Regions from separate parts of the Homo sapiens genome. Here region 2 is linked to region 1. A link is a loop called in an ENCODE intact Hi-C map of the cell type or tissue named here. Cell type or tissue: PC-3. All regions are shown on one strand. Links, peaks and the distances in the headings refer to the core of each region. The heading gives the core; the rest is flanking DNA. Region 1 overlaps ZNF407 (zinc finger protein 407). Region 2 overlaps ZNF407 (zinc finger protein 407).

Region 1 (9,951 bases), core at 1,348-9,347:
AAGAATTCATTGGATGGCTTAAAAGAAGGCATATCAAAGGACAGGATTACTGAATTCTAAGACAAAGTCATTAAAAAAAATCATAAAAACTAAAGAGTAAGGAGAAGGAACAACGAGAACAGATCATAGCATGAGAGACACGTGGGATCCACACAGAGGTCGAAAATGTCCCAGAAGAACAGGGTGAGGCAGAGGTAGTACAGAGAGAGGCAATGGGGGAAGTTTCAAAACTGCAGAAAAACAACAACCCCTACATTCAAGAAGCTAATCAAACCTCATAGAACGAACACACACACACACGCTCACACAACTTTCTCTCTCTCACTCTCACTTCACATTATAATCAATGTGTTGAAAACCAAAGACAAAATCATAAAAGCAGAAGTGGTGGAAAAAAGAGATGTTACCTTCAAAGGAATTATAGGTTATCTAGAAAAAAATAAACAATAATATGGGAAAACCAAATTCTGGCTGTTTTCTCTGGGTGTAGAGGGGGATTACATTGAAGGTAGTATATGTGAAACAGAGTAAAGAAGTCATTGTAAGCAATTTGCTAAGTAGTTTGTGTGCTATGTATTATAAAATGTGTATCTCATTTACATTTCACAACCTTCTCAAATAAATATTATTTCCTTTCACACACAAAAATTCTAAGCTACTGCCAGACATCTCACAAATCCTAAGTGGAAAAGCGAAGACACAAATCCAGAGCTTTCTGAAACAGCTCTCAGAGAGTCTGCCATGCTACTTCATGCAAAGACAATGGCAAAAGGATAAAGGCTTCCTAAAACAAAGTTAACAGAGTAATAGGCAAAGATTAAGTTCAATGAAATTTATTTATTTTTTTTTATTTTTATACTTAAGTTTTAGGGTACATGTGCACAATGTGCAGGTTAGTTACATATGTATACATGTGCCATGCTGGTGTGCTGCACCCATTAACTCGTCATTTAGCATTAGGTATATCTCCTAATGCTATCCCTCCCCCCTCCCCCTTCCCCTTACCCCACAACAGCCCTCAGAGTGTGATGTTCCCCTTCCTGTGTCCATGTGTTCTCATTGTTCAGTTACCACCTATGAGTGAGAATATGCGGTGTTTGGTTTTTTGCTCTTGCAATAGTTTACTGAGAATGATGATTTCCAATTTCATCCATGTCCCTACAAAGGACATGAACTCATCATTTTTTATGGCTGCATAGTATTCCATGGTGTATATGTGCCACATTTTCTTAATCCAGTCTATCATTGTTGGACATTTGGGTTGGTTCCAAGTCTTTGCTATTGTGAATAGTGCCGCAATAAACATACGTGTGCATGTGTCTTTATAGAAGCATGATTTAGAGTCCTTTGGGTATATACCCAGTAATGGGATGGCTGGGTCAAATGGTATTTCTAGTACTAGATACCTGAGGAATAGCCACACTGACTTCCACAATGGTTGAACTAGTTTACAGTCCCATCAACAGTGTAAAAGTGTTCCTATTTCTCCACATCCTCTCCAGCACCTTTGTTTCCTGACTTTTTAATGATTGCCATTCTAACTGGTGTGAGATGGTATCTCATTGTGGTTTTGATTTGCATTTCTCTGATGGCCAGTGATGGTGAGCATTTTTTCATGTGTTTTTTGGCTGCATAAATGTCTTCTTTTGAGAAGTGTCTGCTTATGTCCTTCGCCCACTTTTTGATGGGGTTGTTTGTTTTTTTCTTGTAAATTTGTTAGAGTTCATTGTAGATTCTGGATATTAGCCCTTTGTCAGATGAGTAGGTTGCGAAAATTTTCTCCCATTTTGTAGGTTGCCTGTTCACTCTGATGGTAGTTTCTTTTGCTGTACAGAAGCTCTTTAGTTTAATTAGATCCCATTTGTCAATTTTGGCTTTTGTTTTTGGTGTTTTGTTTTGTTTTTGGCCATTGCTTTTGGTGTTTTAGACATGAAGTCCTTGCCCATGCCTATGTCCTGAATGGCAATGCCTAGGTTTTCTTCTAGGGTTTTTATGGTTTTAGGTCTAACGTTTAAGTCTTTAATCCATCTTGAATTAATTTTTATATAAGGTGTAAGGAAGGGATCCAGTTTCAGCTTTCTACATATGGCTAGCCAGTTTTCCCAGCACCATTTATTAAATAGGGAATCCTTTCCCCATTGCTTATTTTTCTCAGGTTTGTCAAAGATCAGATAGTTGTAGATATGCGGCGATATTTCTGAAATTTAAAAACTAACTATGAGGCAACAAACAAAAGGACTCTCAAAACTAGAGAACAGAGAATACCAGAAGTTTAAAAAGTTAAAATGAAAACCACTAGGAATAAATAAAAGTGTTATCATGCCTGATCTGACCAATTACTTGAGTGGAAACAGAGTATTTTATCAAATCACATTATTTATTCTTTTCTCTAACAGTTTAAGACCAAGAACAGGATATGACTGTATAAGGCCACTCAGCTTTAAAATGCACATGAATTTCACAGCAGAATCCTACATGATCATTCAGTACATCAAGTGGTGAGATTACTGATTTAAAAAAAAAAAAAGCAAAGGTGCATCACCTTTGACGCTTAAATCTAAAACTTTTGGCACTCAGATTTAAAATATCCACACAAACTGCCTTCCTTAACAACTTGCCTTCTCCAGTCCACCGCAGCATCCACTTCATCTTCTTGACCACTAAATGAGCTCCAAAAGGTTGGTCCTCATCTCTCTCTCCCTTTCCCACTAGTTTCAGTGCTTCTGATCCCAGTGGAGGGCTCTACCTTCACACCTGGCCTCTACCTTCACTTCTACAATTACACATACAACTTCCAGTTCAGCATCGCCACTTGAATGTCTGAAACTACTTCAAACCTATCTATTGATTAGCAAAGACTGCTCAAAATGAGTTCCTCTCACAGTCTTTTGCATCTCAGTTAAAGGCACCATCACATCCACATAATTCCTCTTTCATTTACATCTCACATACAATCCATCCTTCAGCAAGTGCCATCAGCTCTGCCTTCAACATTTATCACCAATCTGACCACTCCCATTACTGTGGTGCTAACTACAGTCATCTCTCACTTGAACTAATTCCTTTCACTCCTTCTCCATGCTACGACCTTCCAGCTTAGACCTCCATACACTCTAATGGTACATGGAGACTTTGTATGTATGTGCAAAGGGTACATAAGCAAGAACTGTTTAAAATTACCAATTCCTGATCTAGACTCCATTAATAATCTTTTGTATTATCGATAAGCCTAAGAAAGCTCTTGAAGTATAACCATACGCCAGTTCTTCTTAACCACCTATTTAACTCACAACTGCCTTTTCCTCACTTAACAGAAGAAAGGCATTCTTCTTGCCCATCATCTACCTTGCTCCAAAGTGGAAAAAACCACTGGGACACCAAAGAAACCATCATTATAAGAAAAACCTTCTTAAAATCAAGGAGCCATAAACTGAAACCTAGAGATTTCACTATGCACTTTCCTAGTTTGTACATATTTCTATAAAGAGAAAGCATGACATTAGGCATAGGGCACTTGGCCCAAATTCAGATGTTCTAAATTCAGGTATACTGCAAATGGGATGCTGAGAGTGACAATAACTTTTGCTTAACAATTTTTTGCCTTGTGAATCCCGAACAATTATCAACCAAAGATATCACTTCTAAATGAGAGCAGTGTAAAAGAAGAGGAGGAAAGAAATATTAAAGAGAGCAGAATTTCATTTCACTTTTGCATAAAATTGCATGGCGAAGATGCATGCCGGATCTAAGAGTGGGATTACCTGACGTTTTGCTGTTTTTTTTCGTAAAAGAATCCTGGGAAATAACTTGTTATAAATCATACCCTATCTGCAGTTTTACTATGCGAGGTAAGAAAAAGAGCACTCTTATTTACCCACGGTTCGGTCTGTGTTAGCTCCACATTGTTTATGATTTGGAGGAGGAGGAGGTGAAAAATTCTACATTTATTCCCCACAGACCAATATTACATCAGTAAAAGAAACATGTCTCTGATATAATTTAATATTTTTATTTTCTTCAAAGAGGAACATTACCATTAGCTTTTTTATTGGGTACTATCCTTTGACTAAATGCCCATGTCTATCAAAGTGATGACACTCAACAAGCACAAGCACTTCTCTATTTATTCATTCTTACCATGTACTCATTAGAATTAGATTAACTTTAAAAAAAATGTAATTGATCCTATCATAACAACATATACAATAGGTGAGCATATGTACTGTTTAAGCAATATAGCTAATAATCATTAGAACTCTATTTGTAAGCCCCACAATTATAGTATCTCAGTAACATTTACATTTACCATTATTTTCCATTAGACTTTCCCTTATTCTAGCAATAAATTTCATCCATAGACACAAAAATTGAAATTTAAAAATTTTAAAGTCTCAGTAAGTCATTCAATTCCAATACCATTATACATTTTATGCTTAATAATTATCAAACTCTTTATAGACTTTGTTGTTTCAATCGTTTTAATAGTAATTACAATAATCCTTTCTACACATTTTTAACACTTAGAGCTTTATGAGCAAAGATACTAAAATATAAAAAATGCTAAGTGCTGGCCGGGCGTGGTGGCTCACACCTATAATCCCAGCACTTTGGGAGGCCAAGGCCGGTGGATCACCTGAGGTCAGGAGTTCGAGACCAGCCTGATCAACATGGAGAAACCCCTGTCTCTACTAAAAATACAAAATTAGCCAAGCGTGGTGGCACATGTATGTAATCCCAGCTACTCGGGAGACTGAGGTAGGAGAATCATCTGAACCTCGGAGGCGGAAGTTGCGGTGTGCCGAGATCGCGCCATCGAACTCCAGCCTGAGCAACAAGAGTGAAACTCTGTCTCAAAAAAAAAAAAATGTGAGGTGCTGTGGCATACTCCTGTAATCCCAGCTCTTTGAGAAGCTGAGGTGGGGGATCGCTTGAGCCCAGGAGATCAAGACCAGCCTAGGCTAAACATAGTAAGACCTCATCTTTTATTTTTTAAAAATAAAACAATTAAAAAAACCTTACATCAATGTATGTGTCCGTGAGTATGTACTGATACCCAGAAATGATAAGATGATCATTAAAATATGTCCACATACAAATACAATAAAATCTGTGGGGGAAATAAGGGATGTGAGTTCAAGAAGAAAAACAAATTTTCTGACAGTTAAAGAACTTATTCATGTACTTTTAAATGAATGGACGGTGGGAATCAAATCATCATGGTGTTAACATTCTATTGGATACATTTTAAAGTGGTACAAATATTACTTTACTATGTCAATTTTTATTCTACACTTGAAATTATATCCTGTCCAACTTCTGTACTTAGGATGAAAATACTCAGTTGCCAACAACTGGGGCAGGGGATACAGAAGTTTGAAATACTATCATAGGGGAACTTGAGCACCATACTATAGCATAACTAGTGTGACTGTTCAAAGTCTTGCTTGCCCTGTGAAAACCTTCCCATGAATATCCATGCACAACGAAGACTACCTCCATGACTCTCGGGACCCTGCTCATGTCTCTTTACAAGCTGGCCTGTATGTGTGTTACAGCCACAGGACCCTCCTTCAGCACATGCAGCCCAACACTTTCAGTTCCTAATTCAGTTTCACTGTACTTTCTGTTCCCTCCACCTAGAATACTCTTTAATGCTGCCTTTCTCATCATTCACGTTCCTACTCAGCCTCAGAATACAGGGACTCTCTTTGCATTACTTCTTGCAAATAATGCAGGCTAATTTGCCCGAAAAGCCTTAAAAAGGCTTCAGAGGTGCCTACTGTAAACAATCTATCTACAATCACCTGTTGCTTCCCGTTATTATCTCCATGGCATCTACTGCTTTCTGAAATTATTTATGTGCTTCTTCACTTACTTTCCAGTTCTGCCATAACAATGTAAGCTCTATGGGTAAGAAGTGTTTATTTTGCTCACCACTCCATTCTTAGAACCTAAAACCATGCCATGCCTGAGAAAATTTTTGCTAAATTAATCATAGGTGTGAGGTAAAGGTGACTCATAGTCCTAGAATAGCTTCTACATGTCAAGCACTCTGCTGGGACACTTACTCAGTCTCACTCTATTTACTCCTTATGAGAATTTTCTAAAGGGAGTATTATTCCTTATATTTTTAGTTGAATAAACGGAGTTTCAGAGGTTAAGTAACTCGGACAAATTGCATCAGTTAATAAAATGGAGGTGACAGGATTTAAACTCAGGTACTGGATCTTAATCATCCTCTGCTAGAGCTTTATCCACTATGACATGTTGTCATTTTATTTCCCTTACAGTATTTTCATTTATCATCTTGTTTGATCCTCACAACAGTCCACATCTTATCATATCTGCTTTCCAGAAAATGAAACTAAGGCTCTGAGAGTCAAAAAGCTATGTCCATGGAAATAAAGCTACTTAGGGACCAACTGGAACTCAGGTCCTCCACCCCTGGCTCTCGCCTTCCTCCTACAACCCCCCATTGGCATAGGCTAAAGCAGAGATTGGTGAATTACAACCAGGTTGACAGGTGAATCAACTTCCCAACATATCACACTGTGCCACTGTCAAAAGCTTGAGAGTTTACAACTGCCACAGACTTTCTGAGATAAGATAAAGACAATCAACATTAGCCATACTAAGGAAAACCTAAGTAATCCTAAGTAAGGGGCGCGGCCTAGCCAAGGTGTGGGCCTGCAGTCACAGCAGGCCCTGCGCCATCCAGCCACTGCTCCAGATTTGGCAGGAAACCTAAGTGCACACGTGATGGCTTGGAGTTCTACAAAGTATAATCTTACTCGTTTAGTATTATTTTAAGATATTTTCCCAAGTTCTAGTGTATAAGGATAAATCATTTAAAAACTCAAGAAAATTTTTAACAAAAAGAGTTACATCACTAGGAAAAAAATGTATTGGAAATAGTAAAGTCTGTAGAATATACATCCATAAGCTCTTCCATTAAACAAAGAATGAAAGAGGACGAGTCGAGAAGTCAAGTAGGAGTATCTCAATTTTCTCACACAACGTAACATCTTCATTTGCTTGCACAATGCTCAAATCTGTCTTAAAACAATGAACAATGAATGACTTCAAAACATTATAATCAGTTCCAGTTAAAATTGCAGATATAATTTATACTGACTCTTGTCTCTACCTATACCAGGTGGAGACCCTTTAACAGATGGTGTTCATTCCCACCTAACAATGATCAAACAGCAACAGGAAAACTTTGGTTCAGTTTAACAGAAGTCAGGTCTCTACTCCAAAGTATCATAAATGTATTGATAACATTCTTATATTTTTACTCTTCCCATTATAAAAATAAAAAGTTGTGGGGAAAACAAAAGATAATTATGGAATCAAAAAATCAGATAATGCTAGATTTAACAGTATGCTTATGTTGCAGTCTGCTACTAGACAATTTGCATTGAAAATGTAAGTAGGTATTTATCTTTATCACTACAACTATAAATAGAAAAGTGTAAATCAGACTATTGTGACAGTTCAACTGGAGAATTTAGGAGCAGAAAGCAGAAAGATTTTCCGCAATATATGAGAAATTCAATTATTTACTTAGGCTTAAATCCAAAATGTAATCAAATCTTAAAAATGCAATCAAAGATTTTTAAATAGCAGAAGAGTAAGATGAAAGACGATTATTTTCATTATAGAAGTTCTGAAATGAAAGCCCAAGTAAAAAGAAAAAGGAAACACCTTCATCAAGGTGTGTGACTATGTTCTAAAATAGTCTTTCATCATACAAAAATGCACCTCCTATAACACAGCAGAACTTCAACATGGGGGGAAAAAAGAGGTCATTTTTTAAAGTAAACTGTTGTTATAAGGTAACTTTTAATTTGTGCACATAATGTCAATTGCTATGGTGAATGCACGTCGGGTCACTGAAACAACGGTAGCTGAATTCAGATGTGACCTGGCAGCCCAGGTGTTCAGGAAAAGTGCTGTTAACAGTGAGGATTGATGATCTAATCAAACTGTCACAGCCAGATCCTCGGCAGGGTGGTTGGAAGGAGGTGGAGGAGGATAATATTCAGAAAGCAAGCACATGCTTAGTGTTACTTTAAATTGATGCTGACATTTTCAATTGTGAAAAGAAATTTTTTCCTAAGTAATATAGGAAACAACTCGGCTAACCTTCCGGAGAATATCAGATAATCATGGTAGGTTGTGGTACAAAAGCTAACTTCTCAGAAATGTGAGCACATATGAAATACAAATAATCAGACGTTTTAGAGACTGGCTATAGTAATCAGCATTTTAATTACTTTCTGTTTTCTTAGATGTATAGTACCATTGTGATGAATATCCTCTCCACATACAAACAAAGCAATGTATTTAGCCTGGTATTTTTGCATCTGAGTGTGAAATTTTCCCAAAAGGGTACAAATAACCAAGATCCATGTGCTGATTAACGAAAGACTTCTCTGAAGTCATGTGTTAATTAGAATAATTAATATGTTCCTTACTGAATATGCCAGGCATTTGTCACATGGCATGCTTACAAAAACTTTGATTGGACAGTCAGCTTTAAATAAACCCTGAATCATTAAGGGTTTTTTTTTTTTTAACTCATTGATGATGACAATTTTATAAAACTGAGTACTCAATTTTTAAAATAACAGTTCCTTCCAGAAAATCACTAGACTAGCCTACATTTGTGTGATGATTTACATCACACAAATGAATTCAAGTATGCAAAGAAGTACACAGATAAAAGGAAAAAAAAAAAGACAATGAAATATGTCTAACTTCAACCAAAATAAGTCCTCAGCCAATCCTCCCACTGCAGGTCCCATCAGTTATGAAAAGTGCTCACAAAGACTTTGGGCTTCAGAGGCACTCGACGCGTTCCTGTTGTTCTGTATTCCTGGCAACGTCCCGATCTTTCGATATGCAACCTTTACTCTGAAGCCAAGGACAATCAAGTTTGTTAAATTGCTTCATGTTTTCAAGGCACGTTGTAAAGCATTCTCGTGAACATTTTTCGCTCCGTCATTCCTGACCTTTTTGAAACCATGCTCCAGAAAGTATTAATATTGATAAAAACCACATTATCTCTGTCATTCACAGCTGACACACAGACCCAAGGTAACACAACACAGCTTCCCTGGTTTGTAAAACATATAAATGTGACCAAACTAGAAATACTAAACTTTCTCTTTCATGCGCAATCAGAATAAGCTTGTATGTTTTCTGGTAAGACTGACCCATTCTTTAAAATCTGCCTTTTCGAATTCTTTAATAAAATTTAGTAAGATATCAGAGAAATAACATAATGCATTGCAGAAAATCAACTTAAAATTGCTAAAATATAGGAAGAAAATATTCCTCTCCTAAAAATAAACACTATGCATTCTCAACAATGCAAAATGAATTTTGTCACTTTCAGTACTTTATAGAGAAAAATCCCACAGACACATTCTAGATGCCCATTGATAACCAGGTCCTTCTTCTCAGAAAACAGGAAGTTTCCAGGGTCTCCCTATCGATGACAGGACCAGCACCAGCACTAGCACTGCAATGAACCAGAGGGCTGGACCAACGGGGTATCCCCATTAGGGACGAAGTGCCAGGAAGAACAAACCCACAACCACCACAGTGCTGATGTCAGCCCCAAATCCATCTCCCCAAGAGCACGGGAGCAAACAGGTCTTCCCCTCACTCCAGTTAGCTCAGGATTGAGTGAAGCACTGAAATACAAGGCTGTTACAGGGCTTTCTTTTGACTCTGACAGGTAACAAAACTGGCTAAGGGGGTGGTAACGCTGGACTTAGCTCTCATTAGCTACCACCCTGGAACAGTCAGAATGAGTCTCAATATAATTATTTAAAAAAAGAAAGGTAACATTATAACCACTCCAAATTTATAACTTTTGAATTCTATATGGCCTGAGATACCCTGAAATTCCTACACACTGGCAAAGTTAAAAAAAAAGAA
Region 2 (9,951 bases), core at 1,199-9,198, 60 kb after region 1:
ACCTACAGAATGGGAGAAAATTTTCGCAACCTACCCATCTGACAAAGGGCTAATATCCAGGATCTACAAAGAACTTAAACAAATTTACAAGAAACAAATCAAACAACCCCATCAAAAAGTGGGCAAAGGATATGAAGAGAAACGTCTCAAAAAAAGACATTTATGCAGCCAACAGACACATGAAAAAATGCTCATCATCACTGGCCATCAGAGAAATGCAAATCAAAACCACAATGAGATACCATCTCACACCAGTCAGAATGGCAATCATTTAAAAAGTCAGGCAACAACAGGTGCTGGAGAGGATATGGAGAAATAGGAACACTTTTACACTGTTGGTGGGACTGTAAACTACTTCAACCATTGTGGAAGTCAGTGTGGTGATTCCTCAGGGATCTAGAACTAGAAATACCATTTGACCCAGCCATCCCATTACTGGGTATATCCCCAAAGGATTATAAATCAGCTTGCTATAAAGACACACGCACATGTATGTCTACTGCGGCACTATTCACAATAGCAAAGACTTGGTACTAACCCAGATGTCCATCAATGATAGACTGGATTAAGAAAATGTGGCACATACATACCATGGAATACTACGCGGCCATAAAAAGGATGAGTTCATGTCCTTTGTAGGGACATGGATGAAGCTGGAAACCATCATTTTGAGCAAACTATTGCAAGGACAGAAAACCAAACACTGCATGTTCTCACTCATAGGTGGGAATTGAACAATGAGAACACTTGGACACAGGGTGGGGAACATCACACATGGGGGCCTGTCGTGTGGTGGGGGGAGGGGAGAGGGATAGCATTAGAAGATATACCTAATGTAAATGACGAGTTAATGGGTGCAGCACACCAACATGGCACATGTATACATATGTAACAAACCTGCACATTGTGCACATGTACCCTAGAACTTAAAGTATAATAAAATAAATAAATTTTAAAAAAAAGAATAGACTTTTCAACAAATGGTATTGAGACGTGCGTAGCCACATTAGAAAAGAATAAAATGAACTCCTTCCTAATGATATATCCAAAAAGTAATTCAAAGTGATTCAAAAATCCCAATGTAAGGGGTAAAAAGCTATAAAATCTTAGAGGAATACATCTTTGGGATCTTAAATTAGGCAATGGTTTTAGATATAACACCAAAGCACAAATGACAAAAGAGTAAATTGAAATTCATGAAAATTAAAGAAGTTTGTGCTTCAAAGGACACAATCAATAAATTAAAAAGACAATATCCAGAATAAAAATTTCAGAAAACTCAATAAAAAGACAATACAAAGTAAAAACGGGCAAGGGATCTGAATAGATATTTCCCCATAAAATATATAAAATAGGCAATATAAAGCACATAAAAAGTTGCTCAAGAGCATTACTCTTCAGGAAAATTGAAATCAAAACGTCAATGATATATCACTTCAAACACATCAGGTGAGCTATAATCAAAAAGACAAACAACAAGTCTTGTTGAGGATACAGAGAAATTCAAAAATTCATACACTGCTAGCAAGAAACATTTGATGGCTTCTCACAAAGTTAAACATATAGTTAGCACAAGATCCAGCAATTCTACTCCTATATACCCGAGAAAACTGAAAATTTATGTCCACTCAAAAATCTGTGCAGAAACGTTCACAGCACCGTTAGTCATAATATCTAAAAAGTGAAAATCATCCTGATGACCATGAAATGATGAACGGGTGAATACCAAACGGTGCTGGGTCCACACAATGCAGTATTAGTTGGCCACAAGAAGGAAGCACTGATGCATGCTATGACATGAATGAATCATGAAAACATGCCAGTTGAATAAATTTGGACACAAAAGGCCACATATTGTATAATCACATTCATATGAACTGTCCAGAATAAATCTATAGAAAAGAAAAGCTGATGATTTACATATGAATCAAGTTAAAAAGTAAATGACTTTCCCTCAGCTGAAAAAGAACATACTGCACCACTCATTTAGGTTTTATTTTAAAGTTCACATATCAGTAAAATGAGCGACAAAAGCAATTAACTGTTAAACAATTTTGCATCTTATGTTGGTAGGCAAAAAATACCACAAGATGATAATGTAGGTAAGATATAGTAATGCCTAAAAGAATTCAGGATACTCTCAAAGAAGAAGTAAAATGTACAGATAACTAGGATTTCCATGAGAAGGATGATATTCCTGGAAGAGAAGAAAAGTGTGAGAAAATGTAAACCAGTCTGAGAAGCTTACATATGTGCCAAGGCTATAGCACGGATTTGGGTGAAAATGAGGCTGGAAAGGACTTTCATGGACAAAACTGTGACCCTTGCACCAACCTCATACTTTGTCCAGTGAATTTAGGCCTCTCTTCTGCCTTAGAAAAGTTCCAAAAAAGAATGACAATTTCACACTCTTCTAATTTTTATAGTTTCCAATAAGATACATCTCCAATAACTTATCATACTTCTTTAATTTCCTTTGCCTCCTGTATTAAATGGAATACAAAGCTTTCTATTATTTGGAGTTTTATTCCCCAAATAAGATGTTAAGACTTGACCTACTGTTGTACTTTCAAAAATAACAGTATACTAAAATGTTCACAGACACATATATTATTTTTAAAAACTATCCTTTACTTCCAAACTAGAATGATTCGGGAGCCAATAAATTCTGAAATTTGTGGTAAGGCATCTCAAACAATAAATACAGGAATTTTTTTCTGACATCTCTGCTGCATTCCTCTTTTTCTTTCACTGCAGTTTTAAATTCTTCACAACAGATAACAAAGACAGTATGGATTCTTAAAAAACGGTATCTCAGTTAGGTTTTATGATCATCTACATAGTTAAAACAACATCTAAGTCTAAGTAATAATTGCAGCATGAGGGCAAAATGGGCACCATTAATTTCTAAAATTCCAATACCTTACTGGAATTGATACAGGCCATACCCAACATCGTTGATGAAGTAGTGTTTTCCAGCAAGAAGGCTGGGGGATGTGAAGAAAATATAAGGTAAGGAAAGGGCAGAGCAGAGGAGCCACGATGAGAGGAGAGGGGAGGACAGCAGAGAGGAGACCTGTACACGCGATGCTCTCATATTCCTATGGCTGTGTATAATATTCTGCAAAGGAAAATTGACTGAGATGGAAGCTATTTTGCATGGTACAGTGGCAATGGCTAACAAATGAGAGTTTTGTGGGCTGAATGTTAGTCCCCTGCCTCATCTGCCACCCCTAATGACAGCAGCCACCTGCTGTTTTATTGTCACAGCTGGAGCCAGTTCACACTCCTTGGTGCTGAGCTCTGCCCATGAGCACCAAGCGCTCTCTTCGCCTCATTACTTTGATGAACTTTTTATGGTCAGCACCCATGAAGACCTCATCTAGAACTCCACAACACAAACTGGCTTCTGGGAGCACTTTCAGTTACAGGAGGTGATAACACACAGTGACACAACGGCTTTCGTGTCTGTCAGCTAGTTCAGAAGTCACTGCACTATATTTTTGACATAACAGGGTCCACAACAGGTAAAACTGCCATGAAATTCCCATACTTAATAATGTTCTTTCCTCCTCATTTTGATGTGAAGATCATAGGATACTGCCATAATGAAGTCTTTTAATGGTACATGTTATTATACAAAACCTAATGTACTGTTTATGATTATGGCCATAAAATTAAAATTCTTTTCATTTTCTATAGATTGAAAGTGATTGGAAGAAATTTTTCCCTTTGGCTTTTAAAGTCAAAAGGGATAAAACTGAAGCAGAAACAAAATCTTATTTGTATTAATAAACAATTTTAAATTAAAACTTTGTAAGTTGTCTTTTAATGTTTTCAAATAAAAATGTGCAGCAATGATATGTCAGCTAATTTTAAATTAAACCTGTAATGTGTAATTTTGGTGGTAGAAAGGCTATTTGAATAATCATGTTCTCAATAGTAAAACCCAAGCTTTTTCTGATCAGTGTTGTCCAGATATATATTAGGAGTCCTCAAGAATTTGACTACTTATTGCAGAGGACAAAAAAAAAAAAAAGAAAGAATTTTTAAATGTCAGCAACACTGAAAAACTTTATCATCTCTGAAAACTTGCTGTGTGAAAATTATTGATCATAATTTTTATTATTTGCAAGCCCTGAGTCATGCCTAATCACAAGAGCTTAACCTGGGAAAAGAAACTTTATAGCATTAAAATAGTTGAACATATCCCCATATTTACAAACATACTAAGCACATTTTTTAAATATTCTAAAAATCACCAAGCAACATTTTAATTTTCTAATGCCTGACAGCTTTTATAATCCTAAAAACTAGAACATTTAACTATTTCCTATGTAGAACTGTAGTTGATAATTCTTGACAAATTCTTCAATGTTACAAACCATTAAACTTCACTTAGATTCATTTTAAAATTCTACCCAAAAACATACGTGTATATAAATGTATGAAGTGATTTATCTTGTTACTTTCTCCTCAAAGTATATGTGTTATACATTGCATGGTTTCACTCAGAAAATTATATTCATAATGAAAATTCTTCAAAATATTGACATTTTAACTAAGAGATAGGATAATATGAGCTTTACTAATGCAGCTAAACTTGTGCTGAACGTCAGCAAAATGGTACCAAAAACAGCACTTGTTCTGAACCCTAGACAGTATTGGCAAATAATAGCAATGATGGTAATATTCAAAGATGACATACACACACACATACACACAATCCATGTATGTAACACAGAATCAGTGGTTTGAAATTCTGCTGAGCTTAGATTTTTCTTCAGTTATTTAATAACATGCCAAACTTAAAGTTTGTGAAATCTTGTCTTAAAAAAAAAAAATCCAGGAAAGCCTCTCAATGGTTGTACTAAATGACATTTAACCATAAATCAACCAAGTCAAGTCATTATGAGGAAATAATTTTTCACAATTCACACATTCTCCTTTTCTCAGCATATATTCTACAAATCATAATAAATGTATTACGCATTATGAATACCATGTAATTCCCTTCCGGAAATGACTGGATGCAAGGTATTTTTATTGAAATCACGGTTCTGTTTTCTGTTTAAGCAGGTAAATACTTAATTGTTAATGATATGTTCCTTTGCAACAAGAAATAAAAAGAGAAAGTGAGGAAATAGTTACATAATTAAATGAAAAAAAAACTAGAAACGAATGTGAGCAAGAAAAATATTACATATGGTCACATACCATGTAATGTTTTAATCAGTGATTAACCACATATATGACAATGGTCCCGTAAGATTATAATGAAGTTGAAAAATTCCTGTTGACTAATGACCTCATAGCCATCCAAACATCTCAGTGCAGTGCATTATTCGTTTGTGGTGATGCTGCTATAAATAAAGCTTTGCTGTCAAACATATAAAGGTATATCATAACTAATTATTAACAGTATGTAACTGATAATGATAGTAAACAACTATGTTACCGGCTTATAAATTTACTATATAATACTTTTTGTCATTACTTTAGAGTGTACTCCTTTTACTTATCGTTTTTTTTTTTAAGTTAAGTGTAAAACAGCTTCAGGCAGGTCCTTCAGAAAGCCTTCCAGAAGAAGGAATTGTTATCATAGCAGATGACAGTTCCACAACTGTTATCGCACCTGAAGACCTTCCACTGAGACAAGATACAGAGATGGAAGATGGGGATACTGATCATCCTTACCCTGTGTAGGCCTAAGCTAATGTGTTTGTGTCACAGTTTTTAACAAAAAAGTTTTAAAAGTAAAACAATAAAATAATTTAGGATAGAAAAAATAAGAATATTCTCATTCTTATATGGATATAAGAAAATACATTTGAACAGCTATGGAATATTTGTGTTTTAAGCAAAATGTTATCAAAAAGGAGTCAAAAACTTTAAAAAATAGTTCATAAAGTGAAAAACTTGCAGTAAGATACAGTTTATTAAAAAAGAAAAAATTTTAAATTGAATTTAGTGTAGCCTAAGTGAACAGTGTTGATAAAATCTACAGTAGTGTACAGTAATGTCCTAGGCCTCCACGATTACTCACCACTCACTCATCCAGAGCCACTCCCGGTCCTGCAAGCTCCATTCACAATTCAGTGCCCTGCACAGATACAACTGCACCCCTTTTTATCTTTCGTACTGTACTCTTACTGTACCATTCTATGTTTAGGTACACTCGCACAGCACTCAGTACAGTCGCATGCTGGACAGGTTTGCAGCCTAGGAGCAATAGGCCATACCATCTAGCCTAGGTGTGTGGTAGGCTCTATCATCTAGTTCATGTAAATACACTCCATGATGTTTGCACAGTAACAAAATCGCCTAACTCATTTCTCAGAACATATCCCCATCATTTATCAGCACATGACTGTATTTAAGTTGGAGTGATAAACCAACTAATAAAGAAGAGATATGCAAGAAATCCCAGGCTGCTATACACAGACAGAGTGAGCAAATGAATACAGACTCCTCGTATGAGGCAGGATCCTTGGCAGAGCTGGAGTTAGACGCTACAACAGACATCCAGACTGATGAATAACCATAAGACCGGTTTCCTAAATGAGGCAAAACTAGACTCTCAGCTACTCTAAATGCGTACTTATACATATTGATATTCCTCATATATCCTCACCACCTGCAGCATTTTGTTCTGTTTTCCCAAAATTGATGGAGAAAGTATGTTAAAGCAACTAACATAAAACAAATACGTAAGTTCAATTACTAAAATCAAACACATAGGCAAAGGCAAGAAGATAGTTTCAAGCAAAGCTGAAACTCTGTGGAACCACAATACCAAATGATTACATTTTATAAAGAAGGCAAGAATAGAAAGGATGAGGAAAATAAACTTTATGCTTTAACAGCATCTAAATTTACAGTATTTTCCAAATCCTTCACATCTGATCTTCACATTTGTCAGGTGAGATTGAGAATATTTTTTTTTTTGCCTCTGAAGAAATTAGCAATATTTAGCCCTTTTTGTCCAAGTTAGACAACTTCCATCTAATGACTTACTTTCCATAAAACTTTTTTAAATAACTCTTCCTAAATAACTTTTAAATACCAAGAAATACATAAATATCCATACAATCCTAGGAACTTTTTAATTCATATCCTAGGTGTACATTTATGATTCTCCACAAGATAACCAATTATTAAGTTGCCTTTTTAAAACTGATCTTAAGAATGTTTTCATTACATGGTATTTCCCACCCAACTGAGAACAGATGTGACTTTCAGGTGAGTCTGAATGCACTACGATACGTGTTGTGTCCCTTCCTTCTCTCATCTCATTGCCTATTCTCTAAGAAATGCTGAGTAATATCATTATTCCCTACTCGATTTTACAGATTTACCATGGATGGACATGGTAAAGCTATATATGGTAAAGCTATAAAATCAAGGAGTTTCCCTTATTTAAAAATTAAAACTACCAGTCCATCCATGGTAAAGCTATAAAATCAAGTAGGAAATAATGATATTATTCAGCATTTCACACTAATACACTGCTTAGTACATTAGTAATGTATTACACACTAATACATTGCCTAGTGTGGTTTGTTTTTGAGCTTTTCAAAAATGGTATCACATTGTGGCAGTCAATGAACATTTGAGTTGTTTCCAATTTTTTGTGACTGTTGAAAACAATCCCCCAATGCTTTGTTTCTTTTGCAGCAAAAATCTATGTGCTAAATCCATCAACTTCCAAGTATTTTGGTCCTGTCCACAAACTTGTTTTCTCCCCTACTAAAATCACTCCTAAGTCTAAAACCAACAAAAATGTGTTTCCTTTATTTAAAAATTAAACTATAATAGTTTTAAAATATAAAACTATTGATATCTCTGCCAACACTCTAATGTTGCTTTAAAAATAAAAATGAAAAACTATCCAAATTAGCTATTGACTACAGAAGTGGATAACCATCCAAGCACAAAGCAAACCCAGGCTAGCACAAAGAAAAGTTGACTAGGCCATGAGTCAGGTCAAAGGTCATAAGCCATCAATCCACTCCCTGGCATCAGAGGACGTCCCTTCATGACAGAGCACTGGAAACAGGGACATGAAGAAGGTATCCAAATCTTGGGGAGGTGCCCCACTTGTCAAAGAATTCAGAACATAACAGCGAAGTAGATGACACATAAAGAGAAAATTTCTGGAGGAATAATAAGTTCATTAATAAATTCTCAATGTATTGCCTGCAGGTCACAAAAATCAGTGTTTGAGGCCGAAGTTCAAACACTAAATTCCTATATAAGAAATAACTTGAGAGCCAAAATTGGAATCAACTAATCAAAAGGTCCCATGAGAACAATGAATGTCTTATGTAGTACATTATAATAATTTAACATACAGTATTTATGTTATTCTAAGAGACCATCCATTTTGAGGCAGTTAATTGATTTAATAAAAGCTTTTCTAAAAGTTTTAAAAGAAAAAACAAATTAATGTACCAATTAACTCTAAAACACATCACAATTTCAAAAATGTTCAAATATTTTAAAAAGTATGTCTTATAAGCAGGAAGCCTTTAATAAATCACAATATACCTATTCTTTTAGAAGCAACAGACACAACATATCTAAGAAAAGAAAATGTTCTAGAGATAATGGCAGAAGGAATATAGTAAAGTTTCTTTCACAACATTTTAGATTGCAAGAAGTTATTTCCATTAAAAATACCTGTATGAATACCAATTAGGGAACTTCACAGATCTTAAAACATGACAACTCATTAGGATTTTATCACTACCTGTCCTAAAAAAGGAATATTATATATTTCAAATACAACTTTACAGTGGTCCTTATCTGATTTAGTAATTTTAAAACTCTCAGAATCTCCTATTTTATAAATATGAAAGTTAGACATTACCATCATATTATCTTACAACTAAAGAACCAAACCATTAAGCAAGAATCGAGACATCTTGTGTACATGAAAATACACACACACACACACAGATCTGACAAGACAAGATAAATCCTGACCAACCACATCAATCCCCTTCCGAGTTCAGTATCAAAGAGAAGAGAAAATTGGTGCTATTGCCTTGTTAAAATATATATTTTGAGTATCTTGTGGTCATTTAAAATTCAACACAACTAAACCAAATGTGTCACCTTCCCTCCCACATTGTAATCCCTAACCCCTGTAACTTGCTTCTTCTCCAGCGTTCTCTATTTTGGTTAACAGAACACTAGTCAGCCACTGGCTAGTCAGCCACACTACAAATGTAAAGCAAATCTTCACTCCTCCAATTCCATCAACGCTTGCATTATTCAGCCGTCAAGTTCTGCCTCCTCACACCCCTGAATCTATCATCTTCCATCCATCCACCGCCTTTGCTGGTTCATTACCTAAGGGTTTCCCTATCTATTGCTGGACTATTAAAAAAAGTATCCTAATTGGCCTTAAGACCCATAATTATACCAGTTCAGCCATTAACTGAATATACATTCAAGACCTCCTATGCACAAGGTAACCACATTGTTTTTTAGCCAGACCACAGAATTTATGAGCTAGAAACAGGGACTAAGCAGACAAGAGGCCTGGATGACAGGAATGATGCATCACTGCTCTTGGAGTACACAGGAGAAAAATGTGAGCAAATGGATACTTTGAGCTACTGCAGCTACATTCTACAAGTAAGCAAAACGAACAAACAAATTTCTAAAAAATACTCTATCACTCTTCCTAAAATGATGTAATCTAAAAAAGATAATTTTCATTATCCAATCATGACTTTACATAAAAAACTTTAAAGGGTAGAGTTGAGTACTCAATCAACAAATATTCAAAAAAGAACAAAGCATGATTCAAACTATCTCTGAAAAATATTAGTTTGAACCAAATAAAACTGCAGTTCTTACAGAAAAAAAGCAACTGAAGTCAGCAACGTCATGTGTCTTAACCTCATTAAGTTACTGGCCTCATCTCTCATTAAATTACTC

What was found. A loop is a pair of places that touch in the nucleus more often than their neighbours do. Peaks named below come from ENCODE experiments on the same cell type or tissue, not always from the same donor. Only the 100,000 strongest peaks of a DNase experiment are listed, where the experiment ranks them.
Region 2: it touches region 1 in a loop (6-fold over the local background); 3 of 110 quality-filtered maps call a loop at or near these places.

The regions. Positions count from the first base shown.
Region 1 is chr18:74,802,932-74,812,882 of GRCh38, reverse strand. All of the region lies in intron 4 of ZNF407 (zinc finger protein 407), which reads right to left. Among named protein-coding and RNA genes, the nearest start is that of ZNF407, 210 kb to the right of the region's middle. RefSeq lists enhancers at 5,705-5,754, 5,739-6,938. In PC-3, for the core only: no CTCF peak of the experiment used is centred there; a DNase peak (open chromatin) is centred at 5,972; H3K4me3 peaks cover 905 bases; H3K27ac peaks cover 2,176 bases.
Region 2 is chr18:74,742,373-74,752,323 of GRCh38, reverse strand. All of the region lies in intron 3 of ZNF407 (zinc finger protein 407), which reads right to left. Among named protein-coding and RNA genes, the nearest start is that of ZNF407, 150 kb to the right of the region's middle. In PC-3, for the core only: no CTCF peak of the experiment used is centred there; a DNase peak (open chromatin) is centred at 6,153; H3K4me3 peaks cover 829 bases; H3K27ac peaks cover 2,327 bases.